Linked DNA regions of Homo sapiens: region 1 is linked to region 2. A link is an interaction called in ENCODE POLR2A ChIA-PET data of the cell type or tissue named here. Cell type or tissue: Panc1. All regions are shown on one strand. Each heading gives the region's core, and the rest is flanking DNA. Links, peaks and the distances in the headings are about the cores only. Region 1 overlaps RAB6A (RAB6A, member RAS oncogene family). Region 2 overlaps MRPL48 (mitochondrial ribosomal protein L48).

Evidence for each region. Peaks named below come from ENCODE experiments on the same cell type or tissue, not always from the same donor. Only the 100,000 strongest peaks of a DNase experiment are listed, where the experiment ranks them.
Region 1: POLR2A ChIA-PET joins it to region 2 with 8 read pairs; 3 of 35 experiments call an interaction of 5 or more read pairs at or near these places.

The regions. Positions count from the first base shown.
Region 1 is chr11:73,726,362-73,733,906 of GRCh38, forward strand. It overlaps RAB6A (RAB6A, member RAS oncogene family), which reads right to left. Exons shown (of 8, transcript NM_198896.2): 2 at 4,404-4,462. Among named protein-coding and RNA genes, the nearest start is that of RAB6A, 31 kb to the right of the region's middle. In Panc1, for the core only: no CTCF peak of the experiment used is centred there; a DNase peak (open chromatin) is centred at 3,613.
Region 2 is chr11:73,863,766-73,871,310 of GRCh38, forward strand. It overlaps MRPL48 (mitochondrial ribosomal protein L48), which reads left to right. Exons shown (of 8, transcript NM_016055.6): 8 at 531-1,368. The coding sequence ends at 605. Among named protein-coding and RNA genes, the nearest start is that of COA4, 9.3 kb to the right of the region's middle. RefSeq lists a silencer at 2,859-3,153. In Panc1, for the core only: no CTCF peak of the experiment used is centred there; a DNase peak (open chromatin) is centred at 2,986.

The sequences.
Region 1 (7,545 bases), core at 1,939-5,938, 140 kb before region 2:
CACGAGGTCAGGAGATCGAGACCATCCTGGCTAGCACAGTGAAACCCTGTCTCTACTAAAAATACAAAAAATTAGCCAGGCGTGGTGGCAGGTGCCTGCAGTCCCATCTACATGGGAGGCTGAGGCAGGAGAATGGCGTGAACCTGGGAGGCGGAGCTTGCAGTGAGCCGAGATTGTGCCACTGCATTCCAGCCTGGGTGACAGAGTGAGACTCTGTCTCAAAAAAAAAAAAAAAAAAAAAAAAAGGCATAGTGGTGCACACCTGTAGTTCCAGCTACTCAGGAGGCTGAGGTGGGAGAATCGCTTGAGCCTGGGGGGATGGAGGCTGCAGTGAGTCAAGATCACACCACTGCACTCCAGCCTGGGTGACAGAGTGAAACCCTGTCTTAAAAAAAAAAAAATTAGAAGAAAAATTATTTTTAAAAAATGAAAAAATAAAATAAAAATAACATGGAGGAATTAATGGGTTGAAGGTTTTGATGTGAACCACCGGAGTAGAAACTATTATAGTAAAAGTACCTGAATAAAAAAATTGGAAGGATACAAGACTGTGGTCTGAGAAGAGAATACATGATTTTCAGAGAAGGTCTGAGATTATGGAAACGAAAAGTACAGGAGGCTAGCAGATTGTCTATGTGAACATTATAGTTGTCTAAAATGCTGACAGGTTATAATGAAGAGGACTACTATGAAAAGAAGTGCTAAAGTATTCAAAGAAAGAAATAAAACAATCAATGTTGTTCTCAATGGTAAATGGTAATAATCACAAAAGAATAGAGCTTTTGGCCAGGCATGCTGGCTCATCCCTGTAATCCCAGCACTTTGAGAGGCTGAGGCAGGAGGATCTCCTGAGCCTGAGTACAAGACTTAGGCAAGATGGCAAAAACCCATCTGTACAAAAAAAATTTTTTTTAATTAGCTGGGAGTGGTGGCGTGTACCTGTAGTCCCAGCTACTTAGGAGGCTGAGGCAGGAGAAACCCATTAGCTCAAGAATTCAAGGTGACAATGAGCTATGATCATGCCACTGCACTCCAGCCTGGGCGACAAAGCAATACTCTATCTCTTGGAAAAAAAAAAAAAGAACTTTTTTTTCCCCCAAAAAAGAATGGAGTCACCATCCATAGGGATTATGATTCTCACTTTACAGATGTGAAAATATGGATTCTGAAAAATTTAATAATTGATCCAAACCCATCCAACTACTAAATGGTAGAACTAAGACATAAATAAAGGTGCTTCCAACTCTAAGGCTCATTACATAGCTTTCCTAAAAAAGAAATGCCCATGTTTTTGTTTTTCAGGAAGATTCAATTCAGAAGCCATATTCCTGAAATAAATACTTCAAATGTGGAAAAATACATACTAAGAGGATTTAGATTTTAAGATTACCCTAAAAAGGTTTCTGAAAAATAAAAATGGTTTAATAATCAAGACAGCAGCAGTTAATGAGTGACAGCCTTAATCAGATTAACATTTGCTATATTACAAAGACAAAGCAATTGAAATCAAGTTTTTTTCTTTAATCTATAGAATGACAAATGAAATCAAGTTTTTATGCTAACTACAATACATATAAAATGGATAAGTAAATTAAGAGTAACTTGTTTTCTTTTTTTAACTTAAAATTTTTTTAATTCATTTAACAAGGCAGTTTAAATCTATGCTCCCCAATTGTTTCACAAAAACATTTCATAACTGAAAAGTAGTGGTAATAAAAAAAATTTTAAAGAGTTAACATGGTAAAGATTTACAGTGTGCTTAGTGTCTCAAAGTACTTGCTCTTAAGATTACTAATTTATTCCTTTTAGTTTGTTCTTTGATTTTTGGTATTGAAACTGTGTAGGTTGTGAGGGCAGACATCCTTACTTGTTCCTGATCTTAGAAAGCGTTCAGCCTTTCACATTAAGTATATAAGATGTGGCATTTTTATGGATGCTCATTACCATTTTGAAGTTTCCTTCTATTCCTAGCTTGTTGTTGTATGTTTTTATCATGAAACGCTGCTGGATTTTGTCAAATGCTTTTTATGTGTACATTCAAATGATCATGTGATTTTGTCCTTTATTTTATTCAAATAATGTATTATGTTTATTGCTTTTTGTATATTCCACTTGTTAAATGACACATAGGTCAGGTGTGGTGGCTCATGCCTGTAATCCCAGCACTTTGGAAAGCCGAGGTGAAAGGGTTGCTTGGGCCCAGGAGTTCAATACCAGCCTGGGCAACATAGCAAATCTGTCTTTGTTTAAATAATAATAATAATAATAATAATAATAATAATAATAAATGAAATAAAAATAATAGTGTATATCTTTTTTAACATGTTGCTGGATTCAGTTTGGTTGTATTTTATTGACAATTTTTGTGTCTATATTCATAGGGGATATTGGTCTGTAGTTTAATTTTGATATCTCTGTCTGGGTTGAATATTAGAGTAACTGACCTCACAGAATGAGGTGGGTCCTCTTCTATTTTTCAGAAGAGTTTTACAAAGTATTGGTGTTGTTCTCTAAATGTTTCATAGAATTGACCAATGAAATTATCTGATGCTGGGATTTTCTATGTGGGCAGTTTTTTTTATTACTAATTCTCTCTACTTATTAGATATATATTCCGATTTTCTATTTCTTCTTGAGATAGTTTTAGTAAACTGTGTCTTTCTTGGAATTTGTCCATTTTACCTGTCATCTAATTAGTTAGCATTTAATTGTTCACACCATTCCATTATAACCCTTTTGATTTTATTTTATTTTTGAGATGGAGTCTCACTCTGTCACCCAGGCTGGAATGCAGTGGTATGATCTCAGCTCATTGCAACCTCCGCCTCCTGGGTTCAAGCGATTCTCCTGGCTCAGCCACCCAAGTAGCTGGGATTACAGGCGCCCACCATTATGCCTGGCTAATTTTTGTATTCTTAGTAGAGATGGAGTTTTGCCATATTGGCCAAGCTGGTCTTGTACTCCTGACCTCAGGTGATCCACCCACCTCAGCCTCCCAAAGTGCTGGGATTACAGGCATGAGCCACTGCGCCCAGTCAACCCTTTTTATTTCTGTATGGTTGGTGGTAATATTCCCTCTTTTCTGATTTCAGAACTTGAGTCTTCTTTTTTTTCTTGGTCAGTCTAGCTAAAGTTAGTCAATTTTTTTATCTTTTCAAAGAACTGCTTTTGGTTTCATTGATTTCCTCCATTGTTTTTCTGCTCTCTCTTTCATATATTTCTGCTTTAACCTTTATTAACTTCTGTATTAAGCATGTCTTTTTACTTTCTATAGTTTTGATGTTTTGACATCAGGGTCCTTGCTGACACTGGAGGGACTGCCCCTGCCAGGATTAGCTTTTTCATTAGAGATAGTAAACTCACCTTTGAGTACTCCTTTCATAGGCAAACCAACCAATCCAAAGCCAATACCCCAGCACCTCCTCTATGACACTGAGGGCCAATACTACACTGCCCTAATCACCCGGGCCAGGTACTAGACAACCAGGAACAGCCCCTCAACCCCAGAACCCCTGAAATTATCCGAACTAGCTAATCCTAAACCTGCTTACCCTGTCTTGTGTGCCTCTTCCCTGAAAACCACAATCAAGGCTTTTGTCCACATTTCCCCAGCCACCTGCCTTTTAACTGACCCAGTGCTTCCCCATGTGGCCCCCTCTGGCATGGCATGCCCTCTTCTCTTGGGATCTGTGAGTATAACAAACTATCTTTTCAATGGCAATCATCTCCTGATCTATTGGCCTCACCATACAGGAATAATGATAAAACCTAAATTTTAAAATAGCTTCTTCCTTCTGTCGCTTTGGGTTTAGTTTTCTTCCAGTTTCTTAAAGTAGAATGTTAGGCTATTTATTTAGTATCTCTTTTCTTTTTTGTATAGCACTGCTTTAGTTGTATACCATAAGTTTTGGTGTGCTGTGTTTTCTTTTTTATTGATCTCAAAGCATTTTCTAATTTCTCTTGTGATTTCATCTTTGACATTAATTATTTAGGAGTGTATTATTTAATTTTCACATATTTGTGAATGTGCCAAATATCCTTCTGTTAATGATTTCTAATTTCATTATTCATTTATTCTTAATTTCAAATGTAGATAAAAAATGTCACAGAATCCTAGGCTTGGACAAAATCTATAGAGAATATCCACCATTACTTCTAATGCCATCCTAGATGATATTGGAGATATATTTCAACAGACTTTGGAAGAGACAAAAGAAATCAAATGATAAAAGTTTATCCTAGGACTGGACAAAATCATTTACACATTGTATTTATACAGCATTTTACAGATTATAGAAAGTACTTTTACATCCACAACTGCAAGTAAATAATTTTTTAAAAATATCTTGAATATTACTTGTAACAAAAAATAGACAACAAATAAATTGGCAAAAACAAAATACCTGATAGGTGTTGTCAAAACTGTCATACATGAATCTGGTGATCAAAGATGTCTTTCCAACTGAAATGAAACGAAAAAAAGATTTGCTCAGTGAACACATTACATTGGGTTCTCAGAAAATTTTTCTACAGAGAACTGCAATTAAAGTCAATGGGAAATACCTGCAATGGTTCTACTAAGAATAATTAAAACCCATATAGCCCCAAGATTGTCAAAATGACTTTCTCCAAACACAGACAACCATCTCCCAATTTAAAAGCACAGGTAAACAGTCTATAGTTAAAAGTTGAAAACATTCTGTTATTATATACTGACATTCCTAATTCACAAAAGGCCAAGTAAACACTTACTTGGCCCTAACAAAAAGAATTAATGGAGGCTTAGGTCCACTTCATCTAGCAAATCAAAGTATAATCCCTGGGAGTAGAAAGGCAAAAGATAGTCTTAGAAGGGGTATGAGGGCTACAAGAACTACACTGTTTTAAGAGTGAGAAAAACTGGCCAGGTGCGATGGTTCACGCCTGTAATCCCAGCACCTTGGGAGGCCAACGTGGGTGGATCACGAGGTCAAGAGATCGAGACCATCCTGGCCAACATGGTGAAATCGTGTCTCTACTAAAAATACAAAACTTAGCTGGGCAGGGTGGTTGCACGCCTGTAGTCCCAGCTACTCGGAAGGCTGAGGCAGGAGAATAACTTGAACCTAGGAGATGGAGGTTGCAGTGAGCCGAGATCACACCACTGTACTCCAGCCTGGCAACAGAGACTCCGTCTCAAAAAAAAAAAAAAAGTGAGAAAAACTGACAAGAAAAGCTGTTTTAAAATTCATTTCAAAACCAGATAGAACTCTCTACTTCTCTGGCAAAGAATTACCAAAGATCCATAACTTCACTTTGTATTGTGAGATAGATAGATAGATATTATATATATATATATATATATATATATATATATATATATATATATATACACACACACACACATATTTTCTTTTTTTTTTAGACAGTCTCGCTCTGTTGCCAGGCTGGAGTACAGCGGGAAGATCTCGGCTCACTGCAACCTCCGCCTCCCGGGTTCAACCGATTCTCCTGCCTCAGCCTCCCAAATAGCTGGGACTACAGGTGCACGCCACCATGCCGAGCTAATTTTTTGTTATTTTTAGTAGAGATGGGGTTTCATCATGGCCAGGATGGTCTTGATCTCTTGACCCTGTGATTCGCCCGCCTCGGCCTCCCAAAGTGCTGAGATTATAGGCGTGCACCACTGTGTCTGGACTGTATTGATATTTTTAGGTTAATCCATATGAAAGTGTCATGAGGTCAAAAGTAGTGGAATGCTGGCAATTTCTTTACCAATAAGCACATTCTCCAAGGGCAAAAACCATATCTGATTATTTTTCTATTTTGCCAGTGGCTTGACACAGACTCAAAATACAAAATGAATGCAAAAAAAACCTTATCAATTAGAAAGGAACTGGGTAAATCAACATCTCCAATACTCCCAAAATGTACTTTTTGGGAGGATAAGAACCATACCTAAAAGGCCGGGTGCGGTGGCTCACGCCTGTAATCCCAGCACTTTGGGAGGCCGAGGCGGGCGGATCACGAGGTCAGGAGATTGAGACCATCCTGGCTAACATGGTGAAACTCCATCTCTACTAAAAATACAAAAAATTAGCCAGGCGTGGTGGCGGGCACCTGTAGTCTCAGCTACTTGGGACGCTGAGGCAGGAGAATGGCGTGAACCCGGGAGGCAGAGCTTGCAGTGAGTCGAGACTGCGCCACCGCGCTCCAGACTGGGTGACAGAGCGAGACTCTGTCTCAAAAAATATATATAAATAAATAAATCAGCCGGGCGTGGGGGAGTGCGCCTTGTAAACCCAGCTACTTGGGAGGCTCAGGCAACAGAATCGCTTGAATCTGGGAGGCAGAGATTGCAGTGAGCTGAGAGTGCACCACTGTACTACAGTCTGGGCGACACAGTGAGACTCTGTCTCAAAGCAAACAAACAAACAGATCTGTTCAGGCAGCTATCCTTTCTCCTCAGTGATTTTCTTTTTTTTCCCCCGAGACGATGTCTTGCTCTGTCACCCAGGCTGGAGTGCAGTGACGCGATCTCGGCTCACTGCAACGTCCACCTCCTGGGTTCAAGCAATTCTCCTGTCTCAGCCTCCCGAGTATCTGAGATTACAGGCGTGTGCCACCATGCCTGGCTAATTTTTTTACTTTTAGTAGAGACAGGGTTTCACTATGTTCGCCTGGCTGGTCTCAAACTCCTGACCTCATGATCCGCCTGCCTTGACCTCCCAAAGTGCTGGGATTACAAGCATGAGCGTCCACATCTGGCCTCAATTATTTTCTTCATGGCATCTGGAAACTTGTCTTGGTTGGCAGAAGCTGCTTCTGCTGTTACATTGATTTTTTTGTTGTTGTTGTTTTAAGCCAAGTCTTTCAAAAATCATCAAGCCATCCCTTGCTGGAATTAATTCTCCAGCTGTATTTTAGGCCAGGCGCGGTGGCTCACAGCTGTAATCCCAACACTTTGGGAGGCTGAGGCAGGCAGATCACCTGAAGTCAGGAGTTTGAGATCAGCCTGGCCAACATGGCAAAACCTCATTTCTACTAAAAATACAAGAATTAGCCGGGTGTGGTGATGCGCGCCTGTAATCCCAGCTACGCAGGAGACTGAGGCAGGAGAATCGTTTGAACCCAGGAGGTGGAGGTTACAGTGAGCCGAGATCATGCCACTGCACTCCAGCCTGGGCGACAGGGTGTGAGACACCATCTCAAAAAAAAAAAAATAAATAAATAAAAATAAATAAATAAATAAAGAGAATGGACAAATTGTGGCATAGTCATAAAATGAAATATTACAATGACAAAATATCCTAACATGTAAAATTGTATGAACAAATTTCAGACACTACATAGAGTGAAAGAGACCAGATACAAAAGAATATATACTCTGTAATTCTATTTATATGACGTTCAAAACTGGTAGAATTAATGCTGATAGAAGTCAAGAAAAGTTGTAAGGGGTTTCTAACTGAGAAAGGGAGCCAAGGAATCTTCTAAGTGCTGGTATTAATCATTACAAAGGTGAATAAAAAAGTAAAATTTCCAACAAGCCATATATTTAAGATT
Region 2 (7,545 bases), core at 1,212-5,211:
CCAGTTGCCAAGATGATCCTTCTTATGACACAGATGTATGAGGTCATCTTAGATTGGTACCATTTGCTCCATCCAGCTCTGCTTGTTCTGAGTCCATCCTTGTCAAGCTTCTTCTGGTTGGTATTTGGGTTTCATACAGATCTGGGGACAGAGACAGCATGTGCTGGTCATGCTGCCTTAAAACAGTCCAATCCCTGTTTGTTTTATTTCCTATGTAAATAATTTTGGTATTCTCTCTCTCTCTCTCAAATGCTTCTATTGTGATAGTTATAGCATTTTGACATTAAATCTTCATATATCTGTCTTTTCTAACCAGACTATAAGTTCACTGAAAGCAAGGAGGAAGTCTGATTCAAGTTTGAATCCCCAGTATCTAATATAAGTCTGCTACATAGTAGATAATAAAAGTTACTTGAATCTGAATGATTCTCTACAGAGCTGGTTCAAGGGCCCTTTTTGGATGCTGTGCATATCTGGGTAACTAAAAGCTCTGCAGTAATTACCGCTTATTTTCTTTTTCTTCTCCTTAGCACACTGAAGAAGACTTCAAGGGACGATTCAAAGCTCGACCAGAACTGGAAGAACTGTTGGCCAAGTTGAAGTAGCTACTGTAGACCCTTTCATGCCAGCAGTGGTCATATTGAGTGCCAAAGAGAAGAGCTTACTGGGTAGTTAGAGTTCATCAGGAGACCCAACCCTTAGATTTCATAAGTACCCATTCCCATAGCCAGTAATGTCCTCACTCCTCTGTGGCTTGGCTGTACTTGCCATTTCTTACCACTTACCTATGAGGTAATGCTTGTTATCTTCCATCTAATAAAAATCTGCTGCAGATGTGTATATGTATGTGTGTGTGAGAGAGAGAAATTGGCCCATCCTGTGGAGTATCTTTAAGAGATTCTATATTCTGGCCAGGCACCGTGGTGCATCCCTGTAATCCCAGCACTTTGCGAGGCCGAGGCAGGAGGACTGCTCGAGGCCAGGAGCTTGAGACCAGCCTGGCAACATTCTGTCTTTACCAAAAACATTCTTTTTTTTTTTTCCGAAACGGAGTCTCGCTCTGTTGCCCAGGCTGGAGTGCAGTGGCACGATCTAGACTCACTGCAAGCTCTGCCTCCCGGGTTCACACCATTCTCCTGCCTCAGCCTCCCAAGTAGCTGGGACTGCAGGCGCCCGCCACCACACCTGGCTAATTTTTTGTATTTTTAGTAGAGACGGGGTTTTACCATGTTAGCCAAGATGGTCTCGATCTCCTGACCTCGTGATCCGCCAGCCTTGGCCTCCCAAAGTGCTGGGATTACAGGTGTGAGCCACTGCACCCAGCCAAACTTTTTATTTTAATTAGCTGGACGTGGTGGTATGCACTTGTAGTCCCACTACTCAGGAGGCTGAGGCAGGAGGATTGCTTGAGCCCAGGAGTTCAAGACTGCAGGAGCTATGATTGTGCCATTGCACTCCAGCCTGGCTGACAGAGTATGACCCTTTCTCTTAAAAAAAAAAGATTCTATTTTCTCTTTGCCTGATGCTTTAGCACAGAAGCATGTTCCCCTTCCGTATTTCTCCAACTAGAGTGAACTCATCCTTTAAAGCAATCTGGCATGGTGTCCTGTAGTGAAGCAGAGGATCATAACATAAGTAAACTCTCTATGGGTGGAAGTTGGAGAGAAGGACATTTTGGCTTTGTACATGAAAAGACTCTCCAGATAGAAACAGATTCTGCCCATAAGTGAAATAAAATGCTTTGTGGGGGTAATGAGTGACTTATAGTATTCAGGCAGATGTTACATAACTGCTAATTAAGTTTCCCTGGATTGAGTTTAAGCAAAGAATTGAAAGTTGATTTTGGTCAGGTGTCAGCAAACTACTGCCTATAAACCATATCCTACCCACTGCCTGTTTGTGTTTTTTTAAATAGTATATTGAGGTGAAATTCATACATACAAAATTACACTTTTTTTTTTTTTTGAAACAGAGTCTCACTGTGTCACCCAGGCTGGAGTGCAGTGGTGCGATCTTGGCTCACTGCAACCTCTGCCTCCTGGGTTCAAGCAATTCTCCTGCCTCAGCCTCCCGAGTAGCTGGGACTACAGGCGCCCGCCACCACGCCTGGCTTTTTTTTTTTTTTTTTTTGAGATGAAGTTTCGCTCTTATTGCTCAGGCTGGAGTGCAGTGGCGCGATCTCAGCTCACTGCAACCTCTGCCTCCTGTGTTCAAGCAATTCTTCTGCCTCAGCCTCCTGAGTAGCTGGGATTACAGGTGCCTGCCACCAAGCCCGGCTAATTTTTGTATTTTTAGTAGAGACGGGGTTTCACCATGTTGGCCAGGGTGGCCTTGAACTCCTGATCTCAGGCGATCCGCCCGCCTTGGGCTCCCAAAATGCTGGGATTAGAGGCGTGAGCCACCGCCCCTGGCCTTAAACATTTTTAAATGAGTAATTCAGTAGCATTTATTTAGTACATTCATAATGTTCTGCAGTCACCAGCTCTATCTAGTTCCAAAACCCCTCCCTGCCATTGGATCAGAGCCATGCTTATTCACTTACATACTGTCTCTGGTTGCTTTAATGTTACAGTGGCAGAGTTGGGTAGCTGTATGTGTATTGCCTCTATATCATATGGGCAATGGGCAGTGTCACATGTTTTCCATTTGGAAACCTGGAAAAAACAGTCTTTTCCAGTTGCTCAGCTGTTATCAATATGTGGAAGCAGGAATCAGGATTTCATAAACTGACAAGATAGTGGAGCTTAAGGACTTTAGGATGCAGCCAACCTAATTGTCTCTTTTAGCTAGTACAGGTTAGGGGCCCATAGAGGGCAATCCTTTGCCCAAGGTCATGGGATATGTCACTGGAAAAGGGCAGCAGGATTTAAATCTCTTGATTCCTAGTCCATCTTTTTCTATCACATCACTCAGGGATGAGTCAGGCTTCTTACACAGGAGGCAGCTGGATTCTGTCACCTTGGAGCTCTTGTGTCACTGACCTAGCTGATGATTTATCCTCTCGCCAGAGTCAGAGAACTTTTGTTGCTCATGATTAGTTTGCCCTGAGACAAAGGGAAATTACTCTTAATGCCTTATCCTGGTAAGAGGGACTGGAGATACTCTGATTGCCAGAACCTCAGGGTTACAAAACAACTGTGAGCTTTGACTCTTCTGGAGGGAGGTCCAGAAGGAAATGGATGTTCTTAGGATCACATGGCAGTGAAACCAAACGGAACACAAGTCTTCTGGCTCCAGGCTGAAAATACCTTCCCTTCCCTCCCTGAGACAACCTGCTAAAGGAAAAGAGGCAAACAAACCTGGGTTGTGCTGGCTTCCACATTTATTCATTTTGAAGCTGAGTTATTCTGGCCTCATTGAACCTCAGATTTCTGATCTGAAGAGTGAGGATAATCCCTTTTTAGGGATTTGAGATGGAGATAATATAAATATAATGAGCTAGTAATGCTCAGTAAATGTTGTATTTCCTTCCCTTCTAAAACTTCTTTGGCATACTCTTAAAAGATTTTTTTCATTGAGGTATAATTTATATATAGTGACACATAGATCTTCAGTGTACATTTGATCAATTCTGAAAATACATCTACCTACCCATGAAACCCATACTTGTATCAAGATAAAGAACATGTCCATCACCCCAAAAAGTTCCCTCATAATCATCTTTTTCTTCCCCCCGCCTCCCCTGCCCCGAGACGAAGTCTTGCTCTGTCGCCCAGGCTGGAGTGCAGTGGCACAATCTTGGTTCACTGCAACCTCTGCCTCCCGGGTTCAAGCAATTCTCCTGCCTCAGCCTCCCAAGTAGCTGGGATTACAGGCATACGCCACCATGCCCGGCTAATTTTTGTATTTTTAGTAAATACTAATTAATTTTTTATTTTTAGTTTCACCATGTTGGCCAGGCTGCTCTCAAACTGGCTGGTCTCGAACTCCTGACCTTGTGATCTGCCGGCCTCGGCCTCCCAAAGTGTTGGGATTACAGGCATGAGCCACCGCACCCGGCCATCTTTCACATTTTCCCCAAGAAGTCACGACTAACGTCGTTTCTACCGCCATAGATTAGTTTTGCCTATCTAGTACTACATATAAATGAAATATCATACAGTATGTATTCTCTTGTGCCTGACTTCATCCATTTAGCATAATGTTTTATCCCTTGTGTTCCATTATCAGTAGTTCATTCCTTCAGCATGCTTTTAGTTTTGAATATCCTAGTTGGGGTTAAATTATGCCTAGTAGTGCCATGAAATCACAAGGGATAGGTAGGAGAGAAGAAGGAATGTCAGTGGATTGGGAATCAGAATAAATGGGTTCTAATCCTGGCTCTATCAATACATAACCTTGGGGATAAACTATTTTGGTCTTCATTTTACAAATGTGTTAACTGGCCCAGGGAGAGAAAGAGACTTGTCTAAGGTCACCTAGTTAGCCAGTGGCAGAGCCAAGGATGGTTTAAGGTCACACAATTCCTGGTTGAGTGCATATTACTGAGATTTTTAAAAAATGATTTTTATGTAGATCACTATTTTTTTTTTTTTTTTTGAGATGGAGTTTTGCTCTTGTCACCCAGGCTGGAGTGCAATGGTGCAATCTCGGCTCACTGCAACCTCCGCCTCCCAGGTTCAATCGATTCTCCTGCCTCAGCCTCCTCAGTAGTTGGGATTACAGGCACCCGCCACCACACCCAGCTAATTTTTGTATTTTTAGTAGAGACAGGGTTTCACTATGTTGGCCAGGCTGGTAACTCCTGACCTCAGGTGATCCACCCGCCTTGGCCTCCCAAAGTGCTGGGATTACAGGCGTGAGCCACCATGCCTGGCCAGATCACTAACTTTCAAGAAGGATAGGATGCCTGGGTAAAATGGGCAGTTTTCCTAGTTGAGGCCAGCAGATTTCTCAGCTTCGTTTTCATCCCTTTCCTCTGGCTGAGGATGACTTGTTCCTCCACCATGGAATCCTGGGAATGGCCAGCTGTAGATTCTGAAAAGGTATGTTTTAGACACAGAGAAACAAATCTAGGTATTTTGGCCACTCAGATACTAGCAATGCTGAGGCCCCTGGGTCCCCTCTGTTTCTAGTGTACTTAAGGAAAGCTTTCTGAGCTTGTACTGGGTGTGCCTAGAACTAATCCTGATGGACAGACACTGGAGACAGAGGTGGCCAATGTGTCTTGTGCTTGTTTAATCTGTACTTTGATCTCTTTGTGAAATTTTTGTTTTCACGTGTCTGATCTTCTTGCAGAATCTGAAATGATTCATTTGACTATAATAATCCCCGTGGAGTAACTTTCATTCTCAGACATTTCAGCTCATTTTAGGAAATCAGCTCACCATTTAGACAGAGTGCCCAGGATCTGAAGAATGAAAACTCTTCAAAAGATAGCTGCTGACAGGGAGGAATCCCTGCTACTTCCTCTGCTTGCTTTAAGTCCTTGCTGAGCGAGGAGGGAGCCCCAGCATTTTCTACAGGAAAATTAAAGGATTCAATCTGGACTTGCTTCAGTTCTCTTTGGGTTTCTGAAGTCAGCAGCTCAAGGACTTAGTCTGGCAACTTTATGGAGAGAGGGTGGGAGGAGTATCTTCTTACTCATCTAGTAAAACACATTGCAGTGCACCTTTGTACCGAGCACAAGGCCAAGTCCCCAGCCAAGGACCTTGAAAGGAAGGGCTAAGGCTAAACCATGAGTCTGCCCTAGGCCTAGCCAAGATAGGCATCAAGCCAAGAGGTCTCTCCACTCATCCCTGGCACCAAGCCTCTAAGCAGAGGCAACCCAAAGCTGCCAGAGTTAGATCCTATAGGGACAGGTATGAAGCACCTTAAAGTTCAGCTCCTAGATTGTGGGCTGCAGAGCTGAGACTAAAGAAAAACATACCAAGCTATATCACTGTGGGCAACTTGCACTAATTAATTGCAAAAAGTTAATTTCCTTTTTGCAAAGTGCTGACAAAAGCAAAGTAATATTTACACAGTCAATGTGGTTACTCACTACTGTGTGTTAAGCACTGTACTGGGCAACAGATGCTTGTGAGAGTAGAGTAGAAAACAGCCTAGGCTTTAGAGCAAGACATACTTGGAGTCTGATCCCCAGTCTGAGCTTTATTTCCTCATCTAAAGGAGAGTGAATGCCATGTTCAGAGGATTACAAATTAGATTAGATAATGTAACTCAGGACAGTCACTAGCACACATTAATAGTGATGATGGTAATAGCTAACGTTCACTGAACACTTACTATGTGCCAGATGCTGTTCCTAAGCTAAACCAATGTTTAACTCAATCTTTCAATAATCCTATGAGGAAGGCCTATATTCGTTTTGAGGCTTGTGAAAAAGGTACTATATATGCATTTTTACACAGGTAAAAACAGATCCTGGGATGTTAAATAACTTGTCCAAAGTCACAAAGCTAGTCAGTGGCGTAACTAGGATGTGAAGGTAGCACATCATTGGGATTGAGAGCAGGCTCTGGAACCAGATTGTCTCAGTTAAATGCCCAATAAATTTTAACACTTTTTATTATTAGTTACGTATGTTTCATTCCCTCATTTATTTGGCTTATGACATATGAATTATCCCCATTTATCTGAGGGAACAGGCTTGGATGGCAAGAGTCCTCTTTGCCTGATCAAATACGTTCTGTGACCCACCCCATGCTAACTCCCTATTAGAGCCAGTGTCCTTCAAAACATGCTTGCTCCACTTAGCTGGTCTGGAAGCCATCCTTCCTGCCAAAGAGGTCTTTTATGCTTCTCTCTGCTGCTATCACCCCCTCCTCCATAGCCTACTATTCTTTCTTACACAAAATACACGCATTCCTGTTATAAAAGATTTGAATACACAGCAAATAGAGTCCTTACTGATGGAAATTGACATTGGGACCATTTGTTTACTATTATAAACAATGCTGCAATGAACCTAATAGTATGTATGTCTTATAAAAATACATTTCTGGCCAGGCACAGGGGCTCATGCCTGTAATCCCAACACCTTGAGAGGCTGAGGTGGGAGGATCACTTGAGCCCAGGAGTTTGAGACTACCCTGGGCAACATAGTGAGACCTCATCTCTACCAAAAACAAAAACAAAATTTCTCTTGATTATCCATGATATAGAGCATATTTAGTTTCCTATGTTTTGTGGTTTATTTGTTCACTATTTTTTTTTTTTTTTGAGATGGAGTCTCGCTCTGTCACCTAGGCTGGAGTGCAGTAGCAGGATCTCAGCTCACTGCAACCTTCACTGCATCCTGGGTTCAAGCAATTCTCCTGCCTCAGTCTCCCAAGTAGCTGGGATTACAGGCACACGCCTATCTAATTTTTTTGTGTTTTTAGTAGAGACGGGATTTTGCCATGTTGGCCAGGCTGGTCTCAAACTCCTCATCTCAAGTGATCCACCCAGTTCTGCCTCCCAAAGTGTTGGGATTACAGGCGTGAGCCACTGCGCCTGCCTTACTTGTTCACTTTGCTGTCAAACTATGTGCTTCTTGGTGGCTTCCAGGTACTTTTAATTCTGGATGGTAATCTTTTCTGTTATAATTTACAAATAGGTGAT